Linked DNA regions of Mus musculus: all the other regions are linked to region 1. A link is a loop called in an ENCODE intact Hi-C map of the cell type or tissue named here. Cell type or tissue: left cerebral cortex. All regions are shown on one strand. Region 1 overlaps Ptdss1 (phosphatidylserine synthase 1). Region 2 overlaps Mterf3 (mitochondrial transcription termination factor 3). Region 3 holds the start of Mterf3 (mitochondrial transcription termination factor 3). Region 4 holds the start of Uqcrb (ubiquinol-cytochrome c reductase binding protein).

Evidence for each region. Peaks named below come from ENCODE experiments on the same cell type or tissue, not always from the same donor. Only the 100,000 strongest peaks of a DNase experiment are listed, where the experiment ranks them.
Region 2: it touches region 1 in a loop (3-fold over the local background); 5 of 42 quality-filtered maps call a loop at or near these places.
Region 3: a loop joins it to region 1, with 2.3 times the contacts of the local background. A loop is called at or near these places in 2 of 42 quality-filtered maps.
Region 4: it touches region 1 in a loop (3-fold over the local background); 5 of 42 quality-filtered maps call a loop at or near these places.

Annotation. Positions count from the first base shown.
Region 1 is chr13:66,987,169-66,995,168 of GRCm38, forward strand. It overlaps Ptdss1 (phosphatidylserine synthase 1), which reads left to right. Exons shown (of 13, transcript NM_008959.3): 10 at 586-685; 11 at 6,785-6,853. Among named protein-coding and RNA genes, the nearest start is that of 4933433G19Rik, 41 kb to the right of the region's middle. In left cerebral cortex, a CTCF peak has its summit at 4,613 (motif pointing left); a DNase peak (open chromatin) is centred at 4,599.
Region 2 is chr13:66,914,959-66,922,958 of GRCm38, forward strand. Mterf3 (mitochondrial transcription termination factor 3) reads right to left here. Exons shown (of 8, transcript NM_025547.4): 4 at 7,798-7,987; 5 at 2,068-2,215; 6 at 1,655-1,726. Among named protein-coding and RNA genes, the nearest start is that of Gm10767, 14 kb to the left of the region's middle. In left cerebral cortex, no CTCF peak of the experiment used is centred here; a DNase peak (open chromatin) is centred at 4,470.
Region 3 is chr13:66,930,249-66,938,248 of GRCm38, forward strand. It overlaps Mterf3 (mitochondrial transcription termination factor 3), which reads right to left and starts at 2,824. Exons shown (of 8, transcript NM_025547.4): 1 at 2,687-2,824. It overlaps Ptdss1 (phosphatidylserine synthase 1), which reads left to right and starts at 2,582. Exons shown (of 13, transcript NM_008959.3): 1 at 2,582-3,438. The coding sequence starts at 3,260. In left cerebral cortex, a CTCF peak has its summit at 4,142; DNase peaks (open chromatin) are centred at 2,567, 2,806 and 3,090; H3K4me3 peaks cover 2,665 bases; H3K27ac peaks cover 1,543 bases.
Region 4 is chr13:66,901,008-66,909,007 of GRCm38, forward strand. It overlaps Uqcrb (ubiquinol-cytochrome c reductase binding protein), which reads right to left and starts at 4,343. Exons shown (of 4, transcript NM_026219.2): 1 at 4,286-4,343; 2 at 1,723-1,794; 3 at 395-561. The coding sequence starts at 4,304. It overlaps Gm10767 (predicted gene 10767), which reads left to right and starts at 4,408. Exons shown (of 3, transcript NM_001177750.1): 1 at 4,408-4,614; 2 at 6,144-6,302; 3 at 6,874-8,000. The coding sequence starts at 6,938. The coding sequence ends at 7,249. It also overlaps a transcript of Mterf3 not described here. In left cerebral cortex, CTCF peaks have their summits at 4,643 and 6,620 (motif pointing left); a DNase peak (open chromatin) is centred at 4,337; H3K4me3 peaks cover 2,097 bases; H3K27ac peaks cover 1,451 bases.

The DNA.
Region 1 (8,000 bases):
ATTTTTTTTGTTCTTAGCAAAATTGCTGAAGATATAGGGAGGATAATGGGCTTATATTGGTAGTAAAACAAAGGATATTTAATCTGAAACTCTTGAAAAACTAGGAGAGAATGTGGTTGATACAGTATTGACAGACTGCATTAGATGACTCTAACACTACCTGTATATGCCAAGAGCTATATGAAAACAGTAGAAGAAAGGTAGAGGAGGCAGTCTCTGGTCACAGCAACCAGCACTGAGTCAACTACACTCTAACCAGAAAACTGAACCATCTCTCAAAGACAGTGGGTTCTCTGTGCTTCAAAGGGTTCCTAATTTGACATATGGGTCCACTCTCCAGTAATGCTGAGTGTTTCTAAACATTTAAAAAAAAAAAAGAGTGAGTTACAATTTTAGAGAAAAGAAGAGGGGGAAAATATTTCCAATGTAGGTGTAGTAGGGAGAAGTGATTTTTGTAGGGTGCCCACTACCCGTGTTTGGAGCAGAATTCTTGACCATTTATGGCTCAGCCATTGAATGTTTCTGACTATGGGCATGCTCTAATAAGGTGAACTAACATTGAACTTCTTGCTCTTTTCTACTTAGGGTCATTGGTTTCCTGGAAGCTATTGTTTGCATAAAATTTGGACAAGATCTCTTTTCTAAGACCCAGATACTCTATGTGATGCTTTGGCTTCTTTGTGTGGTAAGTGTTACTCTTGTACTCCAGAGTGTTAGCTGAGCACCCTAGTTGTTTCTAAGGGAAATAGAGATACAAAAGTAAACTTCTCTTGTGCTCCAAGTTTTCCTTAGAAGTTCATAGACATTTTTTAAGTTGGACACTAATCTAAAAGTTTAGGAATAAAACAGCCTTACAGTATCTGCAATGTGTCACTGTAGCCATTTCCAAAGATGCCCTCAGTAGATGCACCACCTATCTGTTTATTAGCTTCTGAGAATGTGTCTACATGAGGTGAACTTGGGGACTTTGAAGAAGCAACAAGGACACTTTCCATGCCCTCTCTTTCATCCTATTACTGTAGCTTTTATAGTATAACATTCATGTCACTATACCTGGGTATAGACAAATTGGCATCACAGAGTGGTTTGGGAGGGAGTCAGACCACAGGTGTTCTGCTCATAGGCCACACTTATACCCCAGGGAAATGCACACTGTGCAGAAAGAAGCCCAGAGTAACAGCAGCCCACAGCTCCATCCTTTCATTTTTCTGTCCTTTACTCCCCTTTTAAACTGAAATGTGGGAGTGGTGATTAACTTAATTGTATTCAGGTCTTCTGCAGAGGCCATAGGTGGTGTGAGTTCATGAGTACAGTGGTCTTATCCTGTCCAGAAGCCACAGTTTAAGCCAGTCTTGCCTGCCTTAGAGTTTATAGTTTTACAACATCTGTGCACTCATCCCAAGTAGCTGTCGTGGCCATCAAGTCTTTTTTGTTCTGTAGCATTGCCTTTTGACTCTAGTTCGCGCTCCCTTCCAGGAGAAAGCAGCTCTTCTGTTCTGTAGACTCTCTCATCATCTCACCAGCTTGATCCTGTTCTGTAATTAAACATCTGTTTTTGACTTTCTGTAAGGTCAATGTCCTTTGGGGGGTTGTGGGGAGGTTGTAGGTTAGAAGTCCTGAATTCACCAGAGCACCTTGCATCTTGCTCTGCCTTCCTTGATCTTGAGCAGTAATAGGGAGTAGCTCCAATTTAAAGTACAGAGGTAATTAATTAGCTAATTAATTAAATAACAAAATTAATTGTATTTTCCTATTCTGGTAAAATTAGAAAAAAGAGTAGGTGTGGGGGCCAAGATGGTGAAGTGTGACATTTTGCTGCTGGTTTTGAATTGTTCTCTGGCATGGTCACTTCAGATCTGGACTGGAATGTGACCTGCCTACAATGAGTAAAGGGCTTCTTACCTAATCTGCTATAGGAGAGCCATGGGGACACAGAGAAGATAAGCCCTCTCTTGTGAGAGAGGAAACAACTTACCACAAGACATCATGGGCCAGCCAGTCAGCTTGTCATACCTGGCTCTTCTAATCCTCTCCTCATGTAACAGAATTGATTTTGTTTGTATCTGCCTCTACAGTGTTGTACTTTGTGAGTATGAAGAAGCTTATTCTTTTTTTTTTTTTTTTTTTTTGCCTCCCACTGTCATGAGTACAGAACACCTGGTACACAGGAATCTCAGCAAGTATGTAAAGAATGAGTTGGAGAGGCAAAGACTAGAGGTATCAGGCCAAGGGATCAACTTGTATAGACATGGGACTGTAAAGAGTGCCCACTGCTGGGCTGGCGAGATGGCTCAGTGGTTAAGAGTGCCGTCTGCTCTTCCAAAGGTCCTGAGTTCAAATCCCAGCAACCACATGGTGGCTCACAACCATCCGTAACGAAATCTGATGCCCTCTTCTGGAGTGTCTGAAGACAGCTACAGTGTACTTACATATGATAAATAAATAAATCTTAAATTAAAAAAAAAAAAGAGTGCCCACTGCCTCAGGATAATAGCCAATTTTGGGGAATGAGAGCAAACTAGGAACACTGAAGAGGATAGGAGTTGCCTATATAGGAAGAGCTATGCACACTTGTAGTTGCTTCTTCCAGGATTTGTAAATAATACAATAATGTAGTCTGGTTTTGTCTGAGAGAAATACTCTGCAGGATAGGGTCTGGAGGGAGAGTGTGCTGCTGAGTTCTAGTCTACAAGTGACGGGGAAGTGAAGCAGAGGCATGGAGTACAAGAATAGAGGTAGTTAGGTTTGTTAGTTGTTCAGGAGATAACTACGTAGAACACTATTGTCCAGAAGAGGCTTGAAGGCACCTCTGGGGTTTCTCGATTGTGCTAACAATAGGCCGGGCACATGAGAGCAGCTTGTGACAAGAGGAGGTAAGCAGTTCTGAGTTGAGGTTGAATTTACAGATGAAGATATCCTGCCCCATTACATGCCTCGCTGGAATTCTTATCTGCTTAGTAGCGTTGGATAAGTCTTACTCAGGGGCACCTGACCCAAACTGTCACTGTGTGGGATCAGGAGATGTCAAGAAATTATACGGAGAATTAGAAGACACTCCATAGGAACTTGAGATTCTGGCCAAGGATGGGATTTCATGGAGCAGTTAAATATAAGAAGCCAAGTCTAGCTTACATGGCATCCATATGATGATGGTGAGACTGAAGACAGGCATGAGAGACATGGAGAGGACTCAAGCTTGACAAAATGGCCCTGAGCTGGTTAGCTTCCATTACTGTAACAAATGCCTGAGGTCACTTCAAAAGAGAAAGGTTTATTTTGGCTCACAGCTTTGGAGGCTTCAATCTATAATCATTTGACCCCATGGTATTAGCACATTAAGAAGAAAGCATGCTTGCCTCTTGGCCTGATGTAAAAGAATGGGCTCATCAAGGATTACTTTTTGTATTCTCAAAAAAAAAAAAAAAAAAAAAAAAACCATTCAAACTTAACATTAAAAAAAAAAAAAAAGGAATGGGCTCCGACTTGTTCCTCTCTGTCAGCAACATTTGCTGAGTAGCCTCTGAAATCTGTGTTCTCTGCAGATCCCTAAGGAAGGGAGTCTCCGTGCTCTCATCGCTAACCCCCTTCTTTACCAAGGAGATTGCAATAGAGGCATGGTAACAGAAAAACAGAAAACCCAATCTGTATGCACATTAGCAGATCTCTACACGATGGAGTTTTAAAAGATGGGAACTAGGGACTTAGAGCCTTTAAGACTAGTCCTCTAGTGACCTGAGACCTTCTTCCGCTGGACTCAGTGTTGAAGGGTCCTACCACCTTGCAGTTGCAACAAGCTACGACTCAGGTTAAAATGAACCTCTAAGGGACATTCAAGACTCAAAGCATAGCAATTGCTATGCATATTTTATAATCAAAAAGAATGGAAACCGGATCTCAACACCTTTCATACCACGACCTTTATTAAAGAGCAAGATTGATCTCCCACTCACAAGTGAGATGGCCATTATTCAATAAGAGAGCAGTAAGTTACACCACAGTACTCAAGAGACACAAAGCCCCTAATTATTCCCTTTGCTTGACAAGGCACCATGCACAGAACTTGAGATTAGCGTGGAAGCAAGCATCTCATGTGCTAGCTAATAAAGTCGCCAAATAATCATCTTAGATTTTAATGTTCATTACCTTACTATGAAAGCTAATCTGGATTCTACATGCTCACTACTGCAATAGCCATGAGCATAGACTGCCTGGCTTTCATTCCAGAGTTCTCTATTCTCCCTCTCTTGTCCCCCTTCAAACAAAATCTGTGAAATTGCTATTTTAAATCCAGACCTTGACATTTTAAGTGTATACTTGCCTAGATTTCCACGGGTATGATTGCAAACCCATAAATTACAAGCTTTTGTCTCTTGAACCAAGTAGAAAATGGGCCTCTTGTACCTAGGTGAAGTAGTAGATTTGGCAACCATAGCAGACTCTTTGTGTAATGATCATAATTATAAGCACCAATCCTTTGCCACCAGCTTGTGTTTGCCTGGTCCCTCTGCACAGCCAGCTCTGCCCTTTTTCCTGTTGGAGGGAACCCCAGCTGCACAAGCACAAGATCAAGAGATAAGAAAAGGAAAGAGCTTGCACGCCTGCCCTCTGGTGGTCAAAATCTGCAGTGGCAGACTAGCGGAGGCATTACCTTCTGCCTCCAGGCTCATTCTGTAGCCAGTGCTTTGGGAAGAAGAGGTGCCTAGCTTCCCTCTCCCAGTGTGAAGCATAGGACATCCTGTTGTGCTCTTGAAAAATCCCTAGCACATACAGAGTATCACACGGTACATATTCCTTCCATGAAAAATGGCAAATTTGTATATGTGAGAAAATTGGACAAATATTAGAATATGCTAGAGGTTAGAAATCATTTATATGTTGTTACTTGTATCTATAATATAATCATTCATTGCATAGTTTTTTTTGATGTGAGGGAATGTGAACTTCTTTTTAAAACGCCACATTTAAAACGTCATATAGGGATTTTCTTGTTTGCCATATGAATTAGGTTTCATGTTCTCCTGTCACTGTGCCTCTGTCACAGCCTCCTTGGTAGAGAAGCAGGGAACCAACTGGAGCACTGAGATACCCTTCTTTGGGGATTTTAGGAGGACACTAATTTCAGAGACACTTAGCAGATGTTACCAACATGAAAGAATGGGCCAGATCTTAGGATCATGCCATAGGAGTGGAGGTGCACAATTCTTCTACTCTCACTTGTCTGTGCCTCGCCCTCCAGAATGCATCTGTTCAGCGTGAGCATGGCTGGAGTCTGCTATTCCTACGATGCTTTCGTTTCCCCTCGGTGGACCAAGGAGCTTCATGGAAGGATGGAGATAGATGTAAAGACAAAAACTTTGTACCTGGTTAAATTTTAAAACTAGGACTCAGCCTATCAAGAAACCTGTGTCTTGTCTCTGCTTCCTCCTCAATGCCACCTGTGTCCCTGGAAAGCTTTCACTTCTCTGAGTTCTATCCCTCTTCTTTTAATGTGGGAGGTGACTTAAGAGTCTCTGAAGTCGCCTTTTAAATCTAAAGCTATGATCTCAGAAAGAATTAAAATTATTCTCTCAGGACGAGAGGGCCCCACTATGATTTCACACCTGTCCCCATTGTTAGGGTGAGGTGCTGGGTAATGACCATTGACCATAGGCAATAAATAGTGTGAAAGAAACCAGATCTTAGGGATGGCTTGGTCCAGGTGTTCTGGACTGTGGGCCGTTTTGCTTAGTTGCTTTAGTTTACCTCTCTTTCTGGTGCCTCCTTGCCCTCCTCATGCCCCCATTGCTCCTGATCTTCTTGTTCCCTCTATTCTTTGCCACTTAGTCTGGCCAGTCAGACACTTTTCCTAACCTTAAGTTTTTTGACACATTGTGAAATTTTGTATTCTCAATAGCCATGAAAGATGGGTTCCACCTTCTCCCTCTTTGGGATATACAAATACACTAGGCATCAAGTCCTACAGTGGCTTTGTGCTTGCACATACAAAGTGTATGCATGTTCTCCTATGGCATTTAAATCATATGTAGATAAAACACAAATACTTTGTAACTTGTTTCCAGGGAATGATGATGCAAATTGAAAATTCTTCATGTTTGATACCAATACTTTTTTTTTCTTCCTCAAAAAATTTTGATTCCTTTTGTTGATTCTGAGGATGGGAAGGCTCTGCATGAAGAGGGTCAACTGCTTGGACATTTGTCCTTATACCAGATTCTCCCTTAAGGTGTGTACAGGTGTGGTGAACAATCCAGGTGAAGACTCCTGGCCTCTCATCCCACTCAGGCTGTTGTAAAATACTTTCAGTCTCTTTGTTTTCCTGTCTACAAAAGGAAGGCTACAAGGATCAAGGTGCGGTAGCCTGCACCAAAAAGGCAAGGCCAGTAAAAGTGGCATTGTCCCTCTTGCTCTCTGTCCCTAAGGAGGCACTCCCAGGCATTGCTATAATATAGACACTACATGAGAATTTTCTATCCAGTAGTTCTCTTCCTTAAGCTGAGTCTCTACTCCTTAGAGATGCATATGGGGTAAGAGCCGTATGTCTGCTGTTGCATAACACTTCTTAAAAATGGAGTATATATGACCTGCCCAGCACCAGTCCACCAAACCCATTCCTGACTGTCCCATCTCTACCACATCCAAACATTTTGAACCCTTGCGCTGAAGACAGATGGCAGAAAAGTGCTGAACTGTCTTCTGGTTTCTCACAGAAACCCAGTTCCTGGGAAGTAGAGTATGTGTGTGTGCTGTCATTAATAAAAGGGCTTTGTGTCTTTCTGTCTTACAGGCCTTCACCACGTTCCTGTGTCTGTACGGCATGGTTTGGTATGCAGAGCACTATGGTCACCGGGAAAAGGTAGAGGAAGAAACAGAGGTGGTACTCACTTGAGAGACCTGGCAGGGAGCAAACACACACACACACACACACACACACACACACACACACACACACACACACACACAGGGAAATAAATAGCATAGCAGCCTCAGGGAGTGCTGTTAGTCATGCCATATAGAAACTTAACATGTCAGAATGTGCCTCGGTTTCACAGCTGTGCTTGCTTATGACTGTCCTGGTCAATATTATTCTACTCCTTTTGCAAGGAGTTTAAATCTTAGTCATTTAAATAAAAATTTAAAAAGTAATTAAAACGAATGTAGAATTCAGAAAGCACTAAACCCAATCTCGAGGTTGTCTTGTATTCTGGCTCTTTTGTCTTTTTAACCTATTAAGTGTCCTAGCCCAGGCTCTCCAGCTGCACTGTGTTAAAGTATGGTGTATGTACCCGATGAGCAGCTTGGTCTTCATGTGGGTCCTGAAGAGCTATCCCAAAAGCTGTCGTCTGTCGATGTAATACGTTCTTCTAGCTGGCCTGCCTTGTCTGGCCTCAGTGGGAGAGGATGAGCCTAGCCTCCAACAGAATTGACGTACCAGGGTTGGAAAGGATACCTAGGGGAACCTTCACCCACTCAGAGGAGAATGGGAGGGAGAATGGAGGAAAAGGATTGTGGGGAAGGTTATCAGGAAGGGCGGCAGTAGGTGAGATATAAAGTGAATACATAAAAATTAAAGTAAATAAACATTGATATTAAAGAAATAGAGAATGGTGTAACTGGGTTTCAACACTAGGGCAGTCCCGGGGATTAGCATGTATATATTGGTATTTGTTCGTATATCATCCTCTATAGGCATTTATTGGTTTTTTCTTTTTCTTCATCTTCTTCTTTTTTTTTTTTTTTTTTTTTTTTTGCATCAAGACCTCTCACTGCTTATAAGTGTTAGCCACTCTACCAGCCTTTTTGATTTGTGTTCTGGGGATTGAATTTACGTGTCAGGCATTCACAGAAAGTACTTTACTGACTCTCCCAGCCCTGTCTTTGTTTAAATAAAGATAATGGCTTCATCGCTTATTCAAAATTTTGATCTTGGATATCTGTGTAGGTGTGTACTCAGGACCAAACAATGCTAAACTCCAGCCTTAGAGCTCATGCTATCTGGAAGG
Region 2 (8,000 bases), 72 kb before region 1:
ATTTCAAACCCCTTATCCACGCAAGAGTGTCTCTGTATTGATTGTCATGAGGCTCACAGGAAAACAAAACAAAACAAATCAAAACAAACAAAACATCCTGAGATGGAATAAAATATGGAGAAAGGAGGCCTGTATAGACTGGCACAAGCCAATCAGTGCTGGATTTCCAGACAAGATGCTGGACTAAAAGCTCCCATGGGACCTTATGGATAAGGGTCAGAACAAGAAAAAAATACTCTTGACTTCTTTGCAGAGACCAATAGGAAGACCTTCAGAAATTAACAACTATCAAGACAGGCAGACTCCAATCCTCAAGATATATCGACAGACTACAGAATCTTCAAAACCACTGAAGGTTTTTGTGAGACAGTGATTCCTGGGCCAGTGGTGGACAGGAATCCCATTTTGTCCATCTGCACTGTGGTATACAGAGACTCTGTGCCATCTTGAGAAATAATACATTGTTTGAATCTGAGCTCCAGTTGCCTGAAATTTGGGTGACAACTATGAGACTGTGGGCTTAAAACTAATCTACAGTAATCTCAGGAGGAGTGGAAGGTAGAAGGTACAAAGTACAAGTCGTAGGAGGCCTACACTGTGAAACACACAAGGAAAAGTAACCCTCTCCTTGGCTTCCAGGAACAAGCTGGCCTCTGGAGACCCATCTCCCATTCACTGCTGTATAAAGCCTGAAAACTGAAGGTCCAGTGGTATGCCTGGCACCTGCTGCATCTCTCCAGCTAGCTTATTAAAGCTTAGGGGATGATTTGGAATGTGTGATGACAGGGCGACTGCCTGAACAATGCTGTGACTCAATGCTGTGACTGCTTCCCACAGTTCCAGTGAAATTGGGATACAGGCCTAACTGGAAAGTAGTAAACATAGTGATTATTAGCCTTGGTCAGTAAGAGAAGCTGCTCAAATTATGGACCGAGTAGTTGTAGTTAAGTAAGGAAAGCCATTGTGGAGTTTGCAAAAAAGCTAAATCAGAACCACTATAGGATAGTCAAAATGTTTTCACAGAGGCCGGATGTGGTGGCGCACGCCTTTAATCCCAGCACTTGGGAGGCAGAGGCAGGCGGATTTCTGAGTTTGAGGCCAGCCTGGTCTACAGAGTGAGTTCCAGGACAGCCAGGCTACACAGAGAAACCCTGTCTCAAAAAAAAAAAAAAAATGTTTTCACAGAATGGGAACATGGCCAGGAAGCATAGACATTGCTTATCAAACTAGGCAACAAAAAAGCAGTATCCAGGTCCCATTTATTCCTTACTGCTTCAGGATCATGGGTCCTAATGTCTGCAGGTAACTGATTTACGTAGAATAGGTAGAATGTGCAAAAACACTGGCTGAAATAAACTGTCATTTCTGACTTTTAGAAATAATTTCTGCTAACATTTTTGGTGTTTTATGAAGTTTCTACAAAGACTCTAATAAATGTTACTTTAGCTATTAAGAGTATGTGACAACTTGAGCAAGAAACTTTGCCTCCTTAATACACAGGTTTCTTTCACAGAAACACAAGACACATTTCTGCTGAAAAGTTCTGCTAAAAGTTTTGTTTTTTGCATGATGACAACAGCAGTATTTATTCTTAAAAAACAAAAACAAAAAAACAAAAAAACCTTAATCAAGTATAGTAATCAAGATATATTACCTTCATGTTTTCCTTCACAGGCTCCAGACTTCCTGTTAGTAGCCTTGGAAGGCGAACAACCAGATCTCTAGTCTATAGTTAAAACATAATAATTACCATCATTATACAAAAACATTGAACTAGTTAGGAAAACTAAAGCATTATAAGGAATGTGAAGCTAAAATTCAAAATACAATCCAATCAAATAAATGACAGGAATCCTCAAAATAAACATCAACAATGTGGTTTGATGAAACATCTGACATCGAAACAAAACCTTAGGAAGCAATGTGATGGAGCATCTTCAGCCTAAGTCATCTTTGTACACAAGTATCATCCAGTAATAAGATCTGTGTAGGCCAGGCACTTGGAAGCATGGCATCTAAAGATAACTAAGAGGGAAGGCATTCCCTTACACTTTCTTTTTTTCTTACCTTCTTCACATTCAGTTCAAGTTCTTTCTGAAAAAATCCCAGTCTGTTATCTAGTCTTTCCACGGAGAAGCTCAACAGAAATGGTGCATTTTTGACCATCCGTGCAATGTCTGTCTTACTGAAATTTTTTGACTGTAGATAAGCTACTCTAGAGAAATAATAAAACATACACATATGCATGATAAACATTTCTAGAGAAATAGAACAAAATATATATACACATACAAATATTTACTGGTATGTTACTTCAGAAAGCAGTACTGTATTCATTTAATTTCCACTACTACTCTATGTTCCATACCCATCTCTTGTCAATTTTTATGCATATATATATGTATATATATATATATACATACACACATATATATATATATACACACACACATACATATATAAACTTCTGAGTCTACTCAGTGCTAAAGTAGTGTTTTTTTTTAAAAAAGTATCCTATAACTCCCCCATAAGATCAATAAAAAATACTTCATAATAGCCTGAATATGAACACTTTTGCAGGAGAAACACCCACAAAATTTTGATCAGGGTTCATTTACTTTAAATCAGAAAATAATTCTAATATACTTCTGGGTGTATCTTTAAATTAAAAAAAATTATATATGTATGATGGAGGGGGCATGAACATGTTTTGGTGCACATATTGAAGTCAGAGGACAATCTCAGTGGTAGGTTCTAGTCTTCCACCTTGTTTTGAGACAGGGTCTTTCACTGTTCACGGACACAAAAGCCAGGTTACCTATGGTTTAAGCTCCAGGAGCTTCTAGTCTCTGCCTCCCGTATCACCAATATGTGCCATGGCATTGGGCTTTATATGGCTTTAAAGGAGCCATACTCTGGTCCTCACACTTGTATGGCAAGCACTTTATCCAGAGTCACCTGTTTCCAGATAGAATTTCTGGTTTTGAGACAGGGTCTTACGGCCTAGTCCAGGCTGGCCTTCACCTCTTTCATTTTCTGGGCTTAGTTTCCCACGTGCTAGGATTGATTACAAACTTGCATTACCATGTCTATAATTAATATGCAGTTTATTCATTTTGGAAATTCTATAGAGGACTCACAATTATACACACTAGATTATTTTCATTGAAAATAATTCTGGATTACAGGTATTGTAGAAAATAAGATTACTATATCTAGCCAAGCCAAAATCCAAGTTTAACTAAATATTATATCTTTGCCCATCCTTTTGAGTCTATACATGAAGTTTCTACAAAGACTCTAATGTGGGGCCATGAAAGGCAGCCTGTTTTAGTGGAATGAGGCTTTCTCTGGAGACCCAGTAGAAAACTCTACAAGGGACTGAATAGTGAACCACATTCACAGAGGCAGGTACTGACACTACAGAGTCCCCAACTCCGTAATTCTGTGACTATCAGTCACTCAGATAAAACCCCAAGGTCCTGGCATTCTGGCTAGACTCCACCCCCACAGTTACCTGACAATAGCTAGGTATGCTCCTTCCCACAGTTACCTGGCAACAGCAAGGTAGCCCAGCCCACTATAAAAGGAGCTGCTTGGTCCCTCCTCTCTCTCTTAAACTCTCACCTTTCTTACTCTCATAGCTAGCCATCCTTCTCTCCCTCCCTTCCCCCTTCTCTCCATGTGGTCATGGCAGATCTCCCTCTTCCTACCTTCTCTCTTTCTCCCTGCCTTTCTACAATAAAGCTCTAATACCACAGACTGTCTCTGCTCATCAAGGCCCGCCATGCTTGAACGATGGGATAGGCTTTCCCTAAAGAGCTGTGTCTAACCTCCCACATGGACCAGACCAAGAACTCTTGCCTATGTGGGAACCACCCAGCCCCCCCCCCCTTCCCACCCTCTCCTCCCTTCGGTCCTGGGGATGACCAAGCTGGCCCCGGGGCCCCCATTTTGTTCTCAGCTCTTCCTCACTCCAGTGGCATCTTGCATGCCCAAGACTGAGAACCAGTTATCTCTGGCCTCAGTGAGGCCCAGAGACCTAGGACTGTCCCTTGTCCACTCCCTGGCGGGCTGGGTTCAGTGGCTTCCCACAGCCAGACAACCACGTGGGGTGGTGAAGAAAGTGTGTGGCAATACTCCCATGTCTGCCCACCAAGAGCATTTGTGTTTTCTCCCACTCCTTTTATTCCCCCATGCCCGGTGCCCTACACTCTACAACATTTCTCTAGTTTTAAGAGTATGTGACAAACTTGAGCAAGAAACTTTGCCTCCTTAAAACATAGGTTTCTTTCACAGACTAATTATAGGAAGATGCTACATTAGTTAAGTAGTCAGAACCCTGGAGTTTGGCCAACCTGGTTAGAGTCATAGTTTTGCCATTTATACTACTGTGTGTCTAATCTTGGGTAAATTACTCAAACTTTCTATGCCTCATGTAATAATTATGGCAAAACCTCTCAAATGATTCCCACTGCGTAACTTTCATGCTTTCCTGGGATAAATCTGGAGTAATGCGGCACACTGGCTTTTGAATGGTGAAGGAATCTATACCTGAAGCCAGGATGCTGGGTGTGAAGTTTTTAGCATCACTCCTTCCTGTGTCATGATCATTTCTATCTCAGGAGTCTGAGTCCCATGATGAGAAAGCACCAGACTCTAAGTCTGATGCCTGGTGCAGAGCCTTAACTAAGATGCTCAATGTAAGAAATGCAGATGTTTTGAGCTTTGTTCTTTTCCTACTTCACAGAAATGACATTAGTTTATTATTAGCTCACGGAACTGCCAAGACCTCTGTAGCTCAATCCCAATGTAGAGGAGAGTCTAGAGCAGAGATTTGCAACATTGTGGGTCCAACCCCTCTGGCAGAGGGCTGTATGACCCTTTCACAGGGCTCACATGTCAAATATACCATATATTAGACAGTTACATTACGATTCATAACAGTAGCAAAGTTATAGTTATGAAGTAGCAACAAAACAACTTTATGATTGGGGGATCACCACAACACAAGGAACTGTATTAAAGAGTCACATCATTAGGAACATTGAGAATCACTGGTCTATTCTAGAAGGATTGTGACTGGGCAACAATAGAGAATAGTGCTGTTATCTTGGCAGGATAAGAGGCAAAATACCCCAGGTGGAGATCGAGAGAAATGTCCAATTGATGTGAGAGATAGTCAAGATAGGACTGAGTGGTCTTGGTGTTTCACTGGAGGTGAATGCCAAAAGTCATGAGTGATAATTGTGATTGAGGTAATAAGGTAAACTGAGTAGTGTGCCTGAGAACACATACTGACCCAGGGGAGACAAGTGGTGAAGTTATCATTAACATGAGAACAGGGCCCTGTCTTGTTCTAGGTTGACATCATCTCACAGTGTCTTCAGACTGTTAACAGTCTGATGGACGGCTAAAGTACAAAGATATTTACAATTCAAAGACAGCATGAGACACCTAATCATGGATGTCAACTTGACTGTACATGAAGTCAACTAAACAAAGTTTCTGGGTGCTCACCTATATGGGAATTTTCTTAGATTATTTGAGGGGGAAACACCCACCTTAAATCGAGGCCACACCTTCTAGTAACAGCCCACATAAAAAGACCTAGATGAAGGAAGCTTTTGTTTTTGTTTTGTCTGTTACCCTTACTCTAGATCACAAGAAGTGCGTTTATCCTGTTGCTTTGGCATTCTCTCATTGGTATTAGTACCAACTTCTTTAGGAGTCTAACATGTACTGAAGACCATCAACTGTCCAGGATTCGGCAAGATTCCAGCAACAGACTGAGAGTGCTAAGACTTCCAACCGCATGGATCAAACAACTAAAACATTTTTGGCTTTTTGGTCATGAGACAGCCACTGTTGGATCAGCCAGATCATAGCCTGTAATCCATTCTAATAAATATATATTGAAGGGCTACCTACCAGATTTCTTTTTGAGAGAACCTTGATTACGACGAAGGGAATTTCAATTTATGAGATAACATATTATTAAAGTATATTGTTGTTATTATTATTATTATTATTAAATAATTTGATCAAAGAATGCTAAATATCTGCCATCAAAAATTATAAATATTGGGCATGGTGGTACACACCTATAATTCCAGCACTTAGAAGGCCGAAGGAGGAGGGTTATAAGTTCAAGGCCAGTCAAGATGATATAGTGAGACCCTGTTTCCAAACAGGAAACAGGAAAGAAAAAACAGTAATGACCATGCTTTCATAATCTACCCAATTTATTTAAGTGTACTCTTAGATAATTCAATTATTTGTTAATAAAAACATCAGAGAAAAAATTTATGGTTTCTGAAGAATTTCAATATTAACTCATTAGTTAAGTTGAAATGTGAAAATAATAACTGATAGTTAAGACAAAACAACTATTTTAAATACTCTTTAGATCAGAAGTCCATAAGTAAAAGAACCATGGATATTCACTGCCTAGGGTTTTACTGCTGTGAACAGATACCATGACTGTCAGGGCACTCTGGTGGAGTCAGCTTGTGAGGCAGAAATGCCAAAAAGCTGCTCATGAGAAATGAATTTCTAGGACTCTCTTCTGGCGAAAGCCAACTCTCCAGTTTGGATCGGTTTGTCAGGCGAAAAGCCTGGAAGCTGTTTCACGAGGATAAGAGTCCAGGGAAATTTTCCTCCCAGAGTTATGGCATCTCTTTCCCTAACCCATTATATTCAAATTTCCACCACATTTATCTAGTGTATAGATTCACGTGCACTCTATATAGTATTACCTTATAGTAAATGCCTTTTAAGATTGTATTCTAACATAGCTAAAGTCTTTTTCCAGTGTTCTTAGATTCCAGATAGCAGCAAGGAGCTTAACCCATTCAGTAAACAATTAAGCACTTGCCATTTTACTCAGCTGTTTACAGATAGAGACTAAAAGTCTCACTGAGATAGAAATCTTTTACTACAGGCTACTTCCATGTCAAGTATAAGTTGATATACTACCCTGATAAGGGGAAACTCTCCAGACAAGATAAGTTTTATTAGACCTAAGAATTTAGAGCTCTGTGATAGCGCATTACTCTTAAGGCCTGTCAAGAGTTAACAACCCCCTGATGCTTTTAACCTTAAAGTGTGAAATTCTTGCCTGGCATTAGGCTGATCCTAGGCAGGGCTTGTTATCCCTAATGTAAACATTTAATTAGTCCCTGTAAATTCCTTTCTGCTGTAACTGGTGAATTTCAGTGTATCTTGTCTTTTTGTGATTTGTATCCTCTGATAATTCGTTGTTATATAAGTCTGAAGCTCAACCAGAACAATACATTCAGATTCAACACACCTCTCGTGTAGTCTGTCTGTCATTTTCATCCAAACTCTTTGTCCATCTGCCTAAGAAATCCCGTTCTTCACAGACCAGGGACCCAGAGTGTCTGTGGCACATGACCAAGGCAACTCTTATAAGGACAACATTTGATTAGGCCTGGCTTACAGTTTTAGAAATTCAGTCCATTATCATCAAGGCAGGAACATGGTAGCATCCAGGCAAGCATGGTGTAGGAGGAGCCGAGAGTTCTACAGCTTCATAGCAGGATACTGGCTTCCAGGCAGCTAGTATGAGGGTCTTAAAGCTCTCACCCACAGTGACACAACTTCTCCAACAGGGCCACACCTTCTAATAGTACCACTCCCTGGCCTGAGCATATACAAGCCATCATACTCATCCAGAAGATAGCTGAATAGCAGACTAGAAAGTTCCTCACACACATATAAGTAATTCTTTCGTAAGTACTTCCTAGGTTATGTGGGAATCATTTCAAACTTTACCTGGTCTTAAGGTTTTCAAGGTCTTCAGAGAAAATAGCATAATTTTTTGTCAGAAATGGTCCCAGCTGGTTATCTTCTAAACCCAAATCTTTAAGAAATAGCAGTATTTGCTTAATGTGCTTTTCAAAATCCAGCCTTAGAAGGAGGTTGGCTGCATCTGGATGTTTTTCTATCTTAGACAAATCCACTCCTATAACAAATGA
Region 3 (8,000 bases), 57 kb before region 1:
AAAGAAGAAAGATTAATTTACTCACATATTTAAAACAGTATTCAAACAGCAAAAACAAAAATAGATAATAAATTACTTTCAAAAACAAAGGATTTAAATAAATATGTCTGGGGTAGTCAAAAATTTCTAATACATCAAAAGCCAAAAATACAGGCAGTCTCAGTTACCAACCAAAACAGGAATTTCTGAACTGGAAAGATAAAGATATGCCTTACAATTTAAAAACAAAGAATGACGTTAAAGCAAAATTTTTTGTAAATGCTCAAATTACAATGCAACCAAATCAACTGTTAATCTGCTTTTTAAAAGAAACTATGGGCTGGCGAGATGGCTCAGTAGTTAAGAGCACCGACTACTCTCCTGAAGGTCCCGAGTTCAAATCCCAGCAACCACATGGTGGCTCACAACTGTCCGTAACAAAATCTGATGCCCTCTTCTGGAGGGTCTGAAGACAGCTACAGTGTACTTACATATAATAAATAAATAAATAAATCTTTAAAAAAAAAAAAAAGGAAACTATCAGCTGGGCATGGTGGCGCAAGCCTTTAATCCCAGCACTTGGGAGGCAGAGGCAGGTGGATTTCTGAGTTCGAGGCCAGCCTGGTCTACAAAGTGAGTTCCAGGACAGCCAGGGCTATACAGAGAAACCCTGTCTCGAAAAAACAAAACAAAACAAACAAACAAACAAAAAACCTATGGTTTGAAGTATATTTAGAAAATATGTTGCAGATTACTATAATACTGAGTTATTAAAATATATCTTATGGTTATAAATTAGTCAAAAGGTAAATGAAAAGAAAACCACCGTCTTAAATGAGTCACATTCCTAAATAAAACAGTGAAACTGTTGACCGAGTCTGAGACCCAGTTCTTCAAAACAGACTTGAACAAAATTGGTTTGGTAAAATTATGCTTGGAAAAAAAAAAAGTCTTTCAAACAAAAAGGGTCAAAATAGGGAGCAGCTGGGCCGGGAGTGAAGGCCTCCTAGAATTCTCCTCCTGAGACACAGATGTTGCACTGAAAGCTCAAGTCAAGCAGGAACAATGTAGTGAGACTGCCTAAAAGAAAAGAAAAAGAATAAAACCCAAACAAGTAACCAACTCCAAAACCAAAACAGCAGAAAGAACTGAGTACAATACCTAAATATTAATTAAAATAATCACTATAAAGGAGCGTGGAGTGGGGAGGTCATGCCTGTAATCCTAGCACTCAGAAGCCTGAGGCAAGATTGCTCAAAGTTCTACAAGTGTGACACGGCTCAAATAAATGAATAAATGGAAAGTGCTCAATAAATGTTAGCCAGCAGTATTCTCAACTAAACAGACAAAAAACCTGTAACTGTCAATTAACTCTTACTTATGCCGTTGTGTTCTGTTTCTCTAGCCAGAGGATTCAGATAGTTTTATGTCCTGAATAGGAAGAAACATTTGAGAGTTTAATCTCTTGTTATAGTTGGGGGATGCTTGCTAAGAATAATACAAGGGCAAATCTTTCCTTCTGAAGTGGTATAGGAAGGCGGTGTTGGCAATAACCTTGTGGAATAGGCAATTTTTGCTAAACTTTAGTTGGAAAGGGGCTTCCAAGCCTGCCAATTTTCCCCTCAAACTCCCTCTCATCTCCAAAATAGTTAAAGTAGGAACTAAGTTGTGCCACCTAGACAAGACCAAGCTTCGAGAGAAACTTCAGCACAGCCAGGCAGGTCCAATCTACAAGTGGGGGTCCTGACAGTCAAGACTGGATATGTCACTGTAGCCCACGATGATGGAGGTTCAGACACTATTCTCCACATGCTTTTACGTATGCTATTCTAGAAAAAAACACTGGTCCACTCTCAGCATCAAAGTACTTTTTATAATGTTGGGGATTACAATAAGGGCTCTAGGGTACTTACAAACCAGCTCCCAGAACCCCAATTTCATTCTAGAGTCTGTCCAGAATCAAATTCAATACCCTTTCCACATTTAGTAGACTCTGTTAAATTCTATTTGCATTCAAAGATCTGAGTGCTAAAGACTAATAATGTTCACCCTCCACTTTTACTTGCCAGTGCACTCCTTTTCACATAAATTTGCTGTCTCAGCAATGTCAATGATTGATAGTCTGTGCAGAAGGACAGCACAGTCCCGCCCCCTCTCGAGACCCACCTTCCCAGGGTCTTTTCAGCACCAAGCTAGAGGTTTGGAGGGTTCCAGTTTGTTGAGTGGAAGTGAGTCCAGGACAAATAAAGACACAAAGGACTCAGAAACGAGTAAAGATGTGCACTCGTGAATAACGCCTTACGGTATGTACATTAAGAGGGCAAAAGAAAAAAAAAAATCCTTAAAATCTCTCAAGTTCATTAGTAGGGTACGCCAGCTCTCAGCGGTTACCGGGCACTCTTGTTTTGTTGTTAGGAATAGGAACAAGAGCCGAAACAGGCTTTTCTAGGTTCAAAATCTTTACAACTAATCCCGAGCTCCGATGATGAAAGATGCACTTCGTAATAAAGGGCCTCTGGGCAGCGCAGCCGCAGTCCTTAGACTCTTTAACCAACCGGCTTTATCCGGGAAGGACTTCCGCAGGAAGCCGGGACATCCTCGGGGCCTTAGTCTGAAGCTGATGAACAAGCCCGGCGACGTTGCCACCACAAGGTTTAGGTACCGACCGATCGAGCCCGAACCTCCTCTCCGGGTCACCGATACCTACCAAGCCGCGAGGCTCCCGGACGCTGCTGGGTACAGGTAGGCCGGACAGTAATCCGGCCGGGCGGCGGTCTCGCGCTCCTGCTTCACAGCGACCGTGCAACCTACGCCGGGGATACGGTGCACCGTAGCTTCGCAAGCCGGCGATTCGCCACGCTAGGCCGGCACCGCCCCCCACGTGGGCTGCGCTGCGAATGGGCGAGACCATCTGCGGCGGCGCGGGAAGGGACGCCGCGGGGGACCGGGACAGAGCTGGCCTGGGGTTTGCAGGCCCTGGAGCTGGTCGCCGCGTTCCCAGGATCAGTCACTCCGCCGTAATGTGGGGAGGGTGAGAGCTCTACGATGTCGCCCTACTAGGCTGCTTCTTCAGGCTGCCTTCTCCCCCTGCTCCGGGACGCGGTGGTGGCGCCGCGACCCCGCCCTCGCGCGCGGGTCCTTCCCTGGGCTAGCACCCTTCTCAGGGTGCCAGACCCCGCCCCAGCGTCAGGCACCTTCGCTGCTGCGGTCCGTCGCTGCCGGGGTCCCAGCCTTCTAGGGCCGGGGCCTCCGGGGCCGCGGCAGGACGGGGAGAAGAACTATGGCGTCCTGCGTGGGGAGCAGGACTCTGAGCAAGGATGATGTGAACTACAGGATGCATTTCCGCATGATCAACGAGCAGCAAGTGGAGGACATCACCATAGACTTCTTCTACCGGCCGCACACCATCACCCTGCTCAGCTTCACCATCATCAGCCTCATGTACTTCGCCTTCACCAGGTAAGTCTGGCCTGGAGTCGCGCGGAGCGCCGGGGAGAGGAGGACAGAGACGACAGACCGAGAAGCAGTAGAGGGGAGGGTGGCCAGGTGTGGCTGGTGGTAAGGAAGTGAGTAGCTGTTCCACGCGTGCAAGCTCGGGGACACAAGGGCCACACAGCTCCTCTGCCTACCGCGTGGCTTACAGTCCTCTCCGCCTACTTTTCCACCTGCCACCCCTCATGTCCAAATCCCATCTTTCTCATTCACTACGTCGGACCACACCAGGAACTCATGCAGGTCACCTAGCTGGGTGATCCACACCCCTTGCTCTGTATCGTTCTCTGTCACTATCAGAAGGCTCTGATCTCTAACCACTCATCCGTGGTCTGTCTCCAGCAAATGGCATGAACCATTTCATGATTGAACCTCCTTCAACTCACACTACACACATAAAACACACACCATACACAGAAAAATCCTCTGGCATTCAGTATTACCAGGCACACACACAAATGTACATGTGAGGTGCACCACACTGTTTTTCCTTTTATATACATTTCCCAAAGTCATCTAATGTAACTCTTCTCCCAGTCTCAAACACCACCTCAATGCCACAGCATCAGCAGTCGCTGTTGACACACATCCCAGTGGATGCCTCCCATGAAGCACAAGCCAATACCCATCATTTCCAATGTACTGTACTCTATAGGCTACCGCTGACCACAAGGGGCACATCCTGCCCTCTCATGCATCTCTAAAATACTGGCTGAAAGGGGATAGTGGCAAGCAGTTGTGTATTATCTAGAGACTAGAGAATGCTAACCACACTAAACAAAACACATAAAATGCACACAACATAACATGGCTCTCTTATTCCCCTAAAAATATACACACATGTTCAGATCACTTCTAATAGCTGTGTATTTCGTACCTTACAAAGCTATTGTATCTGTGGCCCCTTGACCTCAGCCAAGGAGCTAATGGATCCTACAACATACACACCCCTATTTCTGTCTTATAATTTATATTATCTGAATTACATTTTTTAAAGAGAGGGGAGTCATACCCTATCCACCAAACCATTATGGCTTCCAAGAGTAACCAAGATTTCAAAACTGGCTGTGATTTTAGGGAAGTTATTTAACTTTGTTCTCAGTGTGAGGGTCCATGCCTATAAAATGAATAAAGAGTTTGTAATCACTTCAGGATTAGGAAGACTAAATGAGTGTGTGCACTGTTGAGTAGAATACCTGGTATATGGTGTCCTCAGTGTTTACCCTTCTTTTTGTTTGTGATAGGATTAGACTGTATAGCTTAAGCTACCCTTTAACCCTTACTCCTGCCTTAGCCCAGTGTTGTGAGTATAAGCTTGAACCACCACACCCAGCTTTTCCTGATATTTTTATCAGTAATCAGTCAAAGTCTGGGGAAGATAAGTTTTGAAGAAATGTCTGGTATGTCGTAAAGGGGAGGCCAGAGGCATGCCATGCTACATGAGACAGCATTGTACAACATAGACCACACATGAGACAGCACTGTACCACATAGACCACACATGAGACAGCACTGTACCACATAGACCACACATGAGACAGCACTGTACAACATAGACCACACATGAGACAGCATAGACTAAATTGCAGATGTTGATTTGTATAAATTACTTCAAACATAGAAACAGTAGGTAACAGTTATTCTTACCTAGGGGTGCCACTTCCATTGTTGTAAAGTATGCCACTCTTTTGCAGACGAGACCTGTCTTCCTATAGCATCTAGCCAGTCACATTTCTAGCTTTGGAGAGAACTCACTCTTGAGCCTAATTATGGTTACTGTCCACTACCCATCATGCCAGTGGATTTTACTCTATAAAAGTTGTATGACTGCCTAATTTGTTAGTCCCCAGTCTCCTCATCTGTACACAAAATGAAAATACCAGTATTAACACCTCATAGGATTGTCATAAGATAGTTGTTTCTTAGCTAAGTGCACGACACTGAGTTAAGCACCATTTCATTGTTTGATAAAGCTTTCTAAACTATATTTGTTGCTGAGAAGATACAGTATGTTCTGGAATTGAGAATGAAGGTAGAGGTATTAGAAAGTGAGCCTTGTATAACCATACCTGCTTATTTCACATTAACTTCTATTTAACTTCCTCTAATAGGTGGGTTTGAAGTGACAGAGTGGCGAAAGGGTTCTTTTGAAAGGACAAAAACTATATTATTATTATTTTATTTATATATTTTCATATTACACTAATTTTACATGATGAAAAGCAGAATGAATAATTTGTTCAATAGTGTATCTTTAAAATTATTGTAGGCTGTTTAAAATACAGCTTTTTCTTTTCTTTTCTTTTAATTAATTAATTAATTATTTATTTATTTGGTTTTTTTCGAGACAGGGTTTCTCTGTATAGCCCTGGCTGTCCTGGAACTAACTCTGTGTACCAGGCTGGCCTCGAACTCAGAAATCCGTCCGCCTGCCTCTGCCTCCTGCCTCTGCCTCCTGAGTGCTGGGATCAAAGACGTGCACCACCACACCCAGCAGCTTTTTCTTTTCTAATTCAGAAAGTAATGTTCTGGAATTTCTTTTTTAGGTCATATTCTGTCTAGTTGAAGCATTGTGGCAGAGAAGTATAAAAAAACGAGTACAAATATTAGCAGCTTGTGAAAAAGTAATTTAAAAAAAAAATCACCTGATCTTTGAGCTATGGTGCTTTCCAAAAGTTATAATAATTTTATTTCTTATGCTAATTTCATAAAGAAATCACATACTGATGAACTAATCCTGCATTTACTTTACATAAAATCAGATGCATAATTAATAGAATTAAAGAGTTACTAGTGTCTATTTTTGTAATAGTTTACGGTCCGTGTAAGTGGGATATTATAATGATAGCTAAGACTGTCTCATGAAGATTGAAAGTAATGGTTTCGCAACTAAAGAGTTTTTACTCTATGCTCTTTTTGTAATGACCTCTTTTTGTATATTATATAAACTTATATAAACTTATGGTTAGACAATGTTCAGTGCAATTCCTTCAATCAAACTTTTAAAACTATGGCTTAATTTTTCTTTCGCAAAGATTACTTAGCTAAGAGAATAGAATACTTGGAAGGTGTTGTATTACCAGAATGTAAGAACAGTGCTGGGTGAGATCATATGCTATGAATACCCAGCAAGAGTTTTAGATTGTGAAGGATTTGATACAGCAAACAGAAGTCTGAAGTAAGGTTGGATTTGTTCAGGAGTTCTTCTGTTAGATAGTTCTTTAGTTTGAGTATCACCCCAAGGGTTCTTATTGATGGGAGGTTCAATACAAGATGTTGCTATTGGAAGATGCTAGAACCGTTCAGAAATAGTACCTGTTGGGAAGTTCTTATGGTCACTGAGTGCATATTCTTGGACGGTTTCTTTTATTTATTTCACCCCCGAAATCTTACGAGGAGGCTCTTATAATGGAGGAAACTTGTTTCTCTTCCCCTATTTTAAATAGAGTCATTTAACATACTGACTTTCAAGCCAGCCAAGGCTACATACTAAGACTGTCTCAAAAACAAAAGAAAATGACACCCAAAATTTAACTCACACATGCTTCTGCCATTGTTACCCATGATTGAAAGGGTTGCCGTGAATTGGCAGCACTTGTCAACAGAAATTGTTCCCTGTGTAGATGACATTGTTTTAGTGCAAATGGCTGTACCTGTGTGATTATTAATTCATTTGCCCTTGTTTTCTCCAGATATAGAACTAAGAGAACAGGCAAGGGACAGGGGAATGGATAGATGTTTACTTTGTTTTTTGATTAGTGGTTTTTTAACTTAATTTAATTTCCCTTACCAGCTTTGGAAATTCCAGTTTTTAATTTTTCCTTGGGTCCTATTTCTTGCCCTCTCTGTGGTTCTCTAGGGGTTTCTGCCAGCCTTCCTGATTTATCCTTCAAGAGCATATAAAGGCCCAATAAAAAATGCTTCCATACACTACTAATGAGGTTGTCTTGGTCCTGCTTTCTTATAGATATGGTTTTTCCCTCTCTTTCTTTAATAGACAACTTGATATCTCTGGCACTAGGAATATTAATTAGTGGTTTGTAGTAATGGCTCAAGAAGTACACAGCCAACACTAGACCAGCCCTAGACACAGACTGCTATTAGGCTTCATTGTGTTAAGTTGCATTTGAAGGATAGTTAACATTGATACTCAACATTTCTGTTTCCCAGTTATTTGAATCATTTAAAAATTAGGATTAAATAAGTATCTTTTTTTTAATTTGTCTGTTTTTCCTCCTAATAAGATTATAACCTATTAGATTGAAGATGTTTCTTTGAGATCATCTTGGATGACTCAAATACTTTGATTTCAATGGTACCTTACCCTGAGTAGATTATATATTCAGGCCTCTTGGTAAATGGTGCTAATTCACACTGGTCCTTTCAAATACTTGTTTATTGTTTCAGACGTAGCACAGTTTATCTTGTGATATAGTCCTCATAGCTCCCGATTTGTGTACAGGAGTTAGCCGTTTTTACATTTCAGCTAATCCAGAAACCAGGACTGGTCCAGCCCGCTTGGTCTGCTT
Region 4 (8,000 bases), 86 kb before region 1:
AGCTTGCCTGACTTTTGAGGACAGATGTCCATGCACAGAGCTACAAAAATCACTCAATAGACTTCACATAACTAAAACTCTTCATAGAGCAGGAACCAAAGTAGAGGGAAAGCAATATGGCTGATAAGGCAGAAAAATCTGAATTCTAGCCCAGGCTTTCCATACTAAAGACTAGCTTAGTGATGTCAGAAGTCACTTCACCTCCAAGTCTCACCTTGTTGTTATTTAAAATAGAGCCAACAGCTTTCTACTAACCTCACCTGGTTGCTGAAATGCTACTTATGTAGCATGATGTGGAGAACACTAAAACACTGAACAAACAAGCATGTTTCTCCTGTTTCTGATACTGCATCTTGAGTGACTAACACTGCTAGACACATCAAACCTGTTCTACCTCCTCATATTTTGTCCACTGATCCTTAGGCAAGATCTGATGCCTCATAGTCAGGTCCAGGGCTCTCTTAATTCGAAACATCCTGTCATTATAAAGGTCCTCAGGAAGCCTTCTTATGGCTTCTTTTACATCTTCAGTTTCATGTAGTGTATCATCTCGCATTAACCCTGCAATAGGAACAGAAGAACCAGATTAAAGAACAATCCAAAAAAAGTGATTTTTGTTTGTTTTGCACTTTTCAGACAGCCTCATTTTGTAGCCATTGCTAGCATTGAACTCATAGAGAATCATTTGTTTCTTCCCAATCAGCCTTAGACTCATTTGCCTCGAAACAACCATCTTCTTGCCTCTGCCTCCCCAATAATAAAATTACATAACTCACCATATCTGGTAGGAGCTTTTCATGTATGTGTGTGTGTGTGTGTGTGTGTGTGTGTGTGTGTGTGTGTGTATGTGTACATGTACACACGTATCTCCAGTACATGTGGAGGCCAAAGGGTAAACCTGAGGTATCAGTCCTTGAGTTTTCACCTTGTTTGAGATCGTCCCTGTGCTGCTACTATATAAGCTAACCACCCAGTGTCTAGCGATTCCTGTCTCTGCTCCCACCTTCCCAGAGTAGCACACTGCTTGCGCTGTGTCAACTTTTATGTGGGTTCTGAACTCAGATCATCAGACCTGTGGAGTCACTGAGCTATCTCCTCCACATAGAACTTTTCTCTTCTAATGAACAAAGAAAGATAGAAACCAAATGTGTTTTAGGCCCAAGTTACTGCTTGAAGAAATATATAGGCTTTTTAAAAGCACTATGAATCAGTTCAGAAAGCATGTAAAATGTGTACCTTGACCTTGAAACCATGTGGACCCCATCTCTTCTTCTAATCTGAGATCATTATATGATATAACTGGGACTGACCAGGGAGGTGGGTAGGCAGGTGAAGGTACTATTTACAGTCCAAAGTCTGATCCCTGGACACCATGAAGGAAGGAGAACTAGCTTCCAGAAGTCTTCCTCTAACCTCCACAAGCACACCTTGGTATATGTGCAACTGATAAATTTTTTAAAGGCATAAAGAACTCAAATTTATACCAAGAAACCCTAAGATCTGCTGATGCTTCCATTCGGCTTCTAGACCACAATGTGAAGTTCACTGCTAAGTAGACAACACTAAGTTCAAACACCACATAAAGATCAAAAATTCAAAAACAGTTTATTTTTAAATCTGATACACACAAAAACAAATGATCTCTTTTGAACTATAGGAATTCTTTAAAAGTACTGAATTCAGGGAGAACAAGAGAAGGAGGACCACAGAATGGATACTCACCCAGTTTATTGAATCCTGCAGCATTATAATACCACTTTCGAAAACCATCCAGCCACTTGCTTGATGCTGAAACTATAATTACCACAATGTTAGTTGCTACAATATACTTACAAAGCAATAGACCAATTGGTAAAGAACCAGTTATCTTATAAACCTAAGAATCCCCTTGTATACAATGTAGATAATCATTTCACTCATGACACTGTGGGAACAAATGGTAAACTCAAAACTAAAGGTGCCTAATAGCCACAGGTATACTTCCTGCCACTTTGGGTTCTCAGAGTCCAACACCCTTCTCCTGCTACCATAAGAACTGAAGGACCAGAGACAGGAAAGGATCTGAAGCACTTCTGTCTTTTGTAGCTGCGGAAATAACTTTTTCTTTTCCAAGGAGGTGGAGCTATAAGATTTCAGGTTAAGTGGCAGGCCTCTAGTCTCCAAAACTTTTAGTTTACATTGTCTTATTTGGCTATCATCCTTAAAATTATAATTTTACATAAAATATAATTTATAATTATTTCTAGAAAAACTTTCATACTATCAGCTAATTTAAATACCAATATATTAGTAAAAGAAGCCTATTTTCCTTTTCTCAAACAGCAAACTGTTCGTCAAGGGAATAATAGTATTTGAACATGGATAAGAAGAAACATTCAATGTTAAATTTAAATCTCTTAATGTAACAAAGCATGCCTGTAATCTCAGCATGCAGGAAGTTGAGACTGTGAATACCAAGCCTTGTGTAAACAAACAAACAAACAAACAAACAAACAGAGATACAAAAACTAAAATAGGGGCTGGGAATATGGTTCAGCCTTAGAGTTCGTGCCTAGCATGCAAAAAACTCTATTCAAAAACAAACTTAAACCATTTGGGGAAGAAGACTGAGCCTGAGAGAGGTAAAGGAGAAGAGGCAAGGAAGCAGGAGAGTGCCTGATGTTGACCAGACGTGGTACAAGAAAGAAGATAGAGCAAGCTTAACCTTTCTTTTTAAAATGTGAGGGGTAGGGGAGGGAACATGTGACTGCCAGAGGACGTTGTCATCCTTTTCATTTTTGAGATGGCATCTCTCACTGGCTTGGAAGTGCCAAGTACATTAGGCTAAAAGGCCAGTGAACCCCAAGATCACTTGTTTCCTTGTCTCCAGCTCTAGGATTAAAAGCATGGATTAGGGCTACTGAGACGTGTCTCATATAATGGAACTCAGTTTATTTAAAAAGAAAAAGCTCAACAAACAAAATGGGTTCTGAGAACCGAAATCAGGCCAGTATTTACATTGCAAGGCAAACTTTTTACCAACTGAGCTATATTCTCAGTCCCTAAGCGTTAAGGCTACTTTCTTACCATAGAAGGAAAAAGAGGCTCCCTTCTTATTATCTCCTTCTAATTTCCTAATCCTCAGTACAGATTACTACATGGCTTCCTCCAACCTTTAAATTAGAAGTCATGCATAAAATTGTTTCTAAGAGAAATTTAAATTGTCAAGGGCTAATGCTCAGTTGGTATATTGCTTGCCTAACATACACCACAAAGCCCTGGGCTCCAACTCCAGCACTACATAAAACATGCATAGTGATTCATTCCTGCAATTCCAGCATTTTTAGGGTGGAGGAAAAAAGAATCAGAGGTTCAAGGTCATTCTTCAATACACAGCTAACTTGGGCTACCCTGGCTCAAAAAATAAAAATATTAAAAAAAAGCATAAGAACTAAATTGTTAACACAGCAGTGATTATAATATCGATTAATATTTACTTAACAAATGTGTCAGGCACTACTCTGTTTGCCACATTATAGATCAAAAGCCTGTTGCAGAAAAGGAAGCTGGCTTACGTAAGTATTAAACTCAACAAAACAGAATACTTTTCCTAAAATTGTGTCAAATGGGTAAAATTAATGCCTTCAGAATTTCCAGGGACTGTGAGAAGGTTATCAGTATTGTTTTTAAAGACTATTCCAACGTATACCATCAGTGGGCAAAGATTAAGCTTTAAAAAAAAATAGGAGGGGAGAGGGTGAGTAATATTTGATGTGAAAACATTCTGGCACTCTATCTCAAATTTGTTCTAGTGCCTACATTAAACAAAAGTCCTTACAGCCCTGCAGCCCCAGCTCACCGTCCAGATATGCCAAGGTTAACCTGAAACCTCACTATAACCCTATCTTACTTCCTTTTAATTCTTCTGACAAGTCTTAGGAGCGTCATGCGGGCTCGGGCGCTGTTTGCTCCGATCACTGTCACTGAAGTGGCCTGCGCCTGACTCCAAATGCTCCCCACTACTCGCTGTGGCTGTCGTCTGCTGACCTCCTCACCTCCCTAAGCTGTCCCAAGGCGGAGGGGAAGGAGGCCGAACCCGGTCAGCCCCGCTGGGCTCCTTCCGGCAGAGGTCCCTGTTCTAACCCTCAGGCAGGCCCGACCTGGCTCAGCGAAACCTGTCCTTTGAGCTGCTGGGTCGCCACGTCTCTTATCACAAACTAGCTATTTAGCTAACGCAAAAGGAGAACAAGTTCGTGAGAAAATACAACCGCTCCACGATACCCACAAAGGAGGAGTAATTACTCACCAGCAGATCGGCCCGCCATTTTGACCTGAGAGTGAAGCGCTGCCTTCTGGGTAAGTCCTAGAGGACACGCCGGGCTCCTACGCAGGCGTCCTGGATACTTTAGGAAGGGGAAGGGAGGGGCAGGCGCTGCTCTGACCGCCAGCAGAAGGCATTTACTCTTTCCTACCTGAATGGACTCCACACATTAGGCTGATCTTTTTGTGTGCCTTGTTACAAAAAACATTCTTCGCGACACAATGGGGAAAGTACTGCGAAATTAGGAGACAGTGTTATTCAATGCTCTGTTATAGGAAAGAACCTTTGCGGAATAAATGGAGTCTTGGAGACAGGTAATGTAGTAAATGATTTTCAGGCAAACCGCATCTCAAAATGCATGGAGGGGATGCTAGGACGCTAGAGGACGCTTGATGCTCAAATTCTTTATGTCAAATGGTGCGGTGTTTTAATATAATGTATACACTATTGCATTCTTTAAATCACCTCAGGATTACTTTAATACAGAATATAAAGTAAGCACCACACAAATAACTGTTATACTGCACTATTTTGGAAGTAACACAGGTATAATGAACATTTATAGTTAACACAGATATACCCCTTCCCGATCTGTGGTAGACTCAATCTATAGGTCTGCAATCTTTGGGTTCAGAAGTGTGGCTATATTCTCATTTAATTCTAAATCATCAGTGTAATTACTGGTGCTATCAGTATTGAAGAGAGAAGGAAGCTGAGCCTCAGAAAAGTTCAATAAGTTATCCAAGGGCATTGAAATTGGGTAGAGTCCAGGTTTGTTTGTTTGTTTGTTAACTAGAATTGAGAAATCCAGTTTCAAATTCGGGCTTCCTTATTTCTAGGATCATATGCTGCACAACCAATCCCAGATAACTTTCAGCTTCTAGGCTTCACTTTCCCCACCTAAAAATCCCTATCAAACAATTTTAGTAGAAAGTTAGGTTGGATAAGCTTTAAAAATATTAACTTTAAGGTAGGAGTAAATGGCACATGCAAGATCCAAGAATTCAGTAGTCTGAGGCAGGAGGATCCCTGCAAGTTCAAGACTACAGTTGTCTACATAGTGAATCTGGCATCAGTCTGCAAGACCTTACCTAAAACAAAACAACAACAACAAAACCCCTAAGATATATTTAGAATTTGCATATAGTATTAAAAATGGAGCAAGCAGAAAGACTATAGACTGTGCTTTCAAGATCTCAACCCCAACAGGTAGAGTCTAAAATAAAAAACTAAGGACAGAAAGTGGAGTTACTGTTGAGTTTTACTATGACTCGATAGTGGTCTTTTTTTTTTTTTTTTTTGAGGTAGATACTATTTATTATTTCTTGGTTTCCCTCTCATTGACATCAACTATCTTTTCTGAATTTTGGACTGGATTTAATGTCAAAAATACAGAAATGAGCTGGGCAGTGGTGGTGCACGCCTTTAATCCCAGCACTTGGGAGCCAGAGGCAGGCAGATTTCTGAGTTCGAGGCCAGCCTGGTTTACAAAGTGAGTTCCAGGACAGCCAGCAGGGCTATACAGAAAAACCCTGTCTCAAAAAAAAAAAAACAAAACAAAAAAAACAAACAAAAAAAAAACAGAAATGTAGACAAAATTATTCAGTAATAAAGCCAGTGTTCTGAATCCAATACAAAATTAGTTGCTGATACATAGCTCAAATATAAACAGTGTACTTTATTAAAGCTCAATAGTGGTCTTACCATGCTGTCTTTCAGACTTAAGCTGAGACCCAGGACAGCATAGAACTGTCTCATTATGAATCCAAAATGTTATGTAATGATTTTAGTCAGAAGTTCTAGTTCCGTTGCCTTCTTCCCTTTTCTTCTGTTTCTGATGCAGCTCTCGGACTATATGCAGTGGCCACCATGAAGTCTGAAGGATAGGAGTAAATATATACATTTGTACACTGGCACATTGTAAAGGGGATTCATTAAACTTCACCCTGAGAAGTTTCAGCGCCAGGGTGAAAGATGCTAAAGAAGAAGATCATATGTCAAGGTATGTCAAAAAGTATCATATATATACATATACATATACATACATACATACATACATACATACATACATACATACATACATATATATATATATATATATATATATATACATACATACATACATGAATAACAGTCACAAAATCCAGTCTTATGTGCAGTAAGCCTAGGGCTTAGTGTTTGCTCATGCTTGTTAATGTTGGTTTGAAACGTTTTAGGGGGTTGGGGTAGTGGCTCAGTGGTTACAAACAACTTGATGCCCTTCCAGAGGACCTCAGTTCAGTTCCAAGTTGCATCACCACCTATAACTTCAGCTCTAAGAGATCTGATGCCCTCTTCTGGTCTTGTGGGTACCCGTATGCATGTGTGAACATTCACATATACACACAAATTACTAAAACAAATCCTAAAAATATTTTTTAAAAGGTTTTCTTTCTTTCCTCCTGGCATAGAAATTACACTTTGATTCTTTAAATTTTTGACATATACATGTGATGCATTGGCACACCCCTCACACACGCCTGCAAAAAAATTTTAAAGATAAATCTTTTAGATTTCTTTTCCCCGGGGTGCAGTGTAGACTGCTGAGGTCTCCAGCGCATCCCGAGAAGGATCTTAAAAATTGTACAGAACTTCAAGATGAGTGATACTTCTGAAGTAATTCCAAATTTTGAAGACATGTTTGCAAGCAGATTCACGAAAGATGGCAAAGAATACCAGGAATACTTGAAACGCCCTCCTGAGTCCCCTCCAATTGTTGAGGAATGGAATAGCAGAGCTGGTGGTAACCAAAGAAATAGAGGCAACTGGCTGCAAGACAACAGACAATTTAGAGGTAGGGATAACAGACAAGGATGGCCAACTGACAACCGGTCAAATCAGTGGCATGGATGGACATGGGGTAACAACAACTACCCACAGCAGAGACCAGAGCCCTACTATCAACAATAGTACACACAGTATGGCCACAACCAGCGGCCTCCATATGGTTACTACTGACAGAAATGTCAGCAGCTTTTAACAAAGACCTTTTATTTTGACAACGTGCTAAATGCTTGTGTGTCTTCTGTTGGTCATAGTTTTTCATTCTATTTTAAAGAATGGGTTATTAATTGATTAGAACTTGAGACTTGGAAAAAAGTAATCTTATTATAAACCTGATGATTGATGGGAATAAATTTACTGAGTGAGGATTATTTGACTTATCTTACATACTGTTTTGTTCTATGATTTGGTAGTGTTTTGAGTTTTCCTTATTTGGACTCTAGGGATTCTGTATCACAGAAATAAAAATTTTTAATTAAAATGCTGGCTTTTGCTGTATGAAAGAATAGCATGCTCACATGTGCTCGCCTCTGAAGTGTTTCAGAGGCTAGGACTGTCAGTCTGTGAAAACACACCCATAATTACTTACAGTAATTGAACAGCAGTTCAGTTGAAAGGTAAAACAGGTATGTCGCTTCTGTGTTTGTATGTGATCATGGTGTCTTGTGGTTTATAAGTGAGTCAGCTCCAGAACTGCTTTGGTTCTATGTGGAAGGACTCATTTTCTGTGCAGCCTCCTGAGGCGGTAGAGGGTGGGATGGTAGCACTCAACATTTTGTATATCCCAAGGTTTTTGTAAACTTACAACAAGGAAGACATGGATGTACGCTGTAACACAATACTCATGTAAATATTGTTGCATTTTGATTGGTTTGGT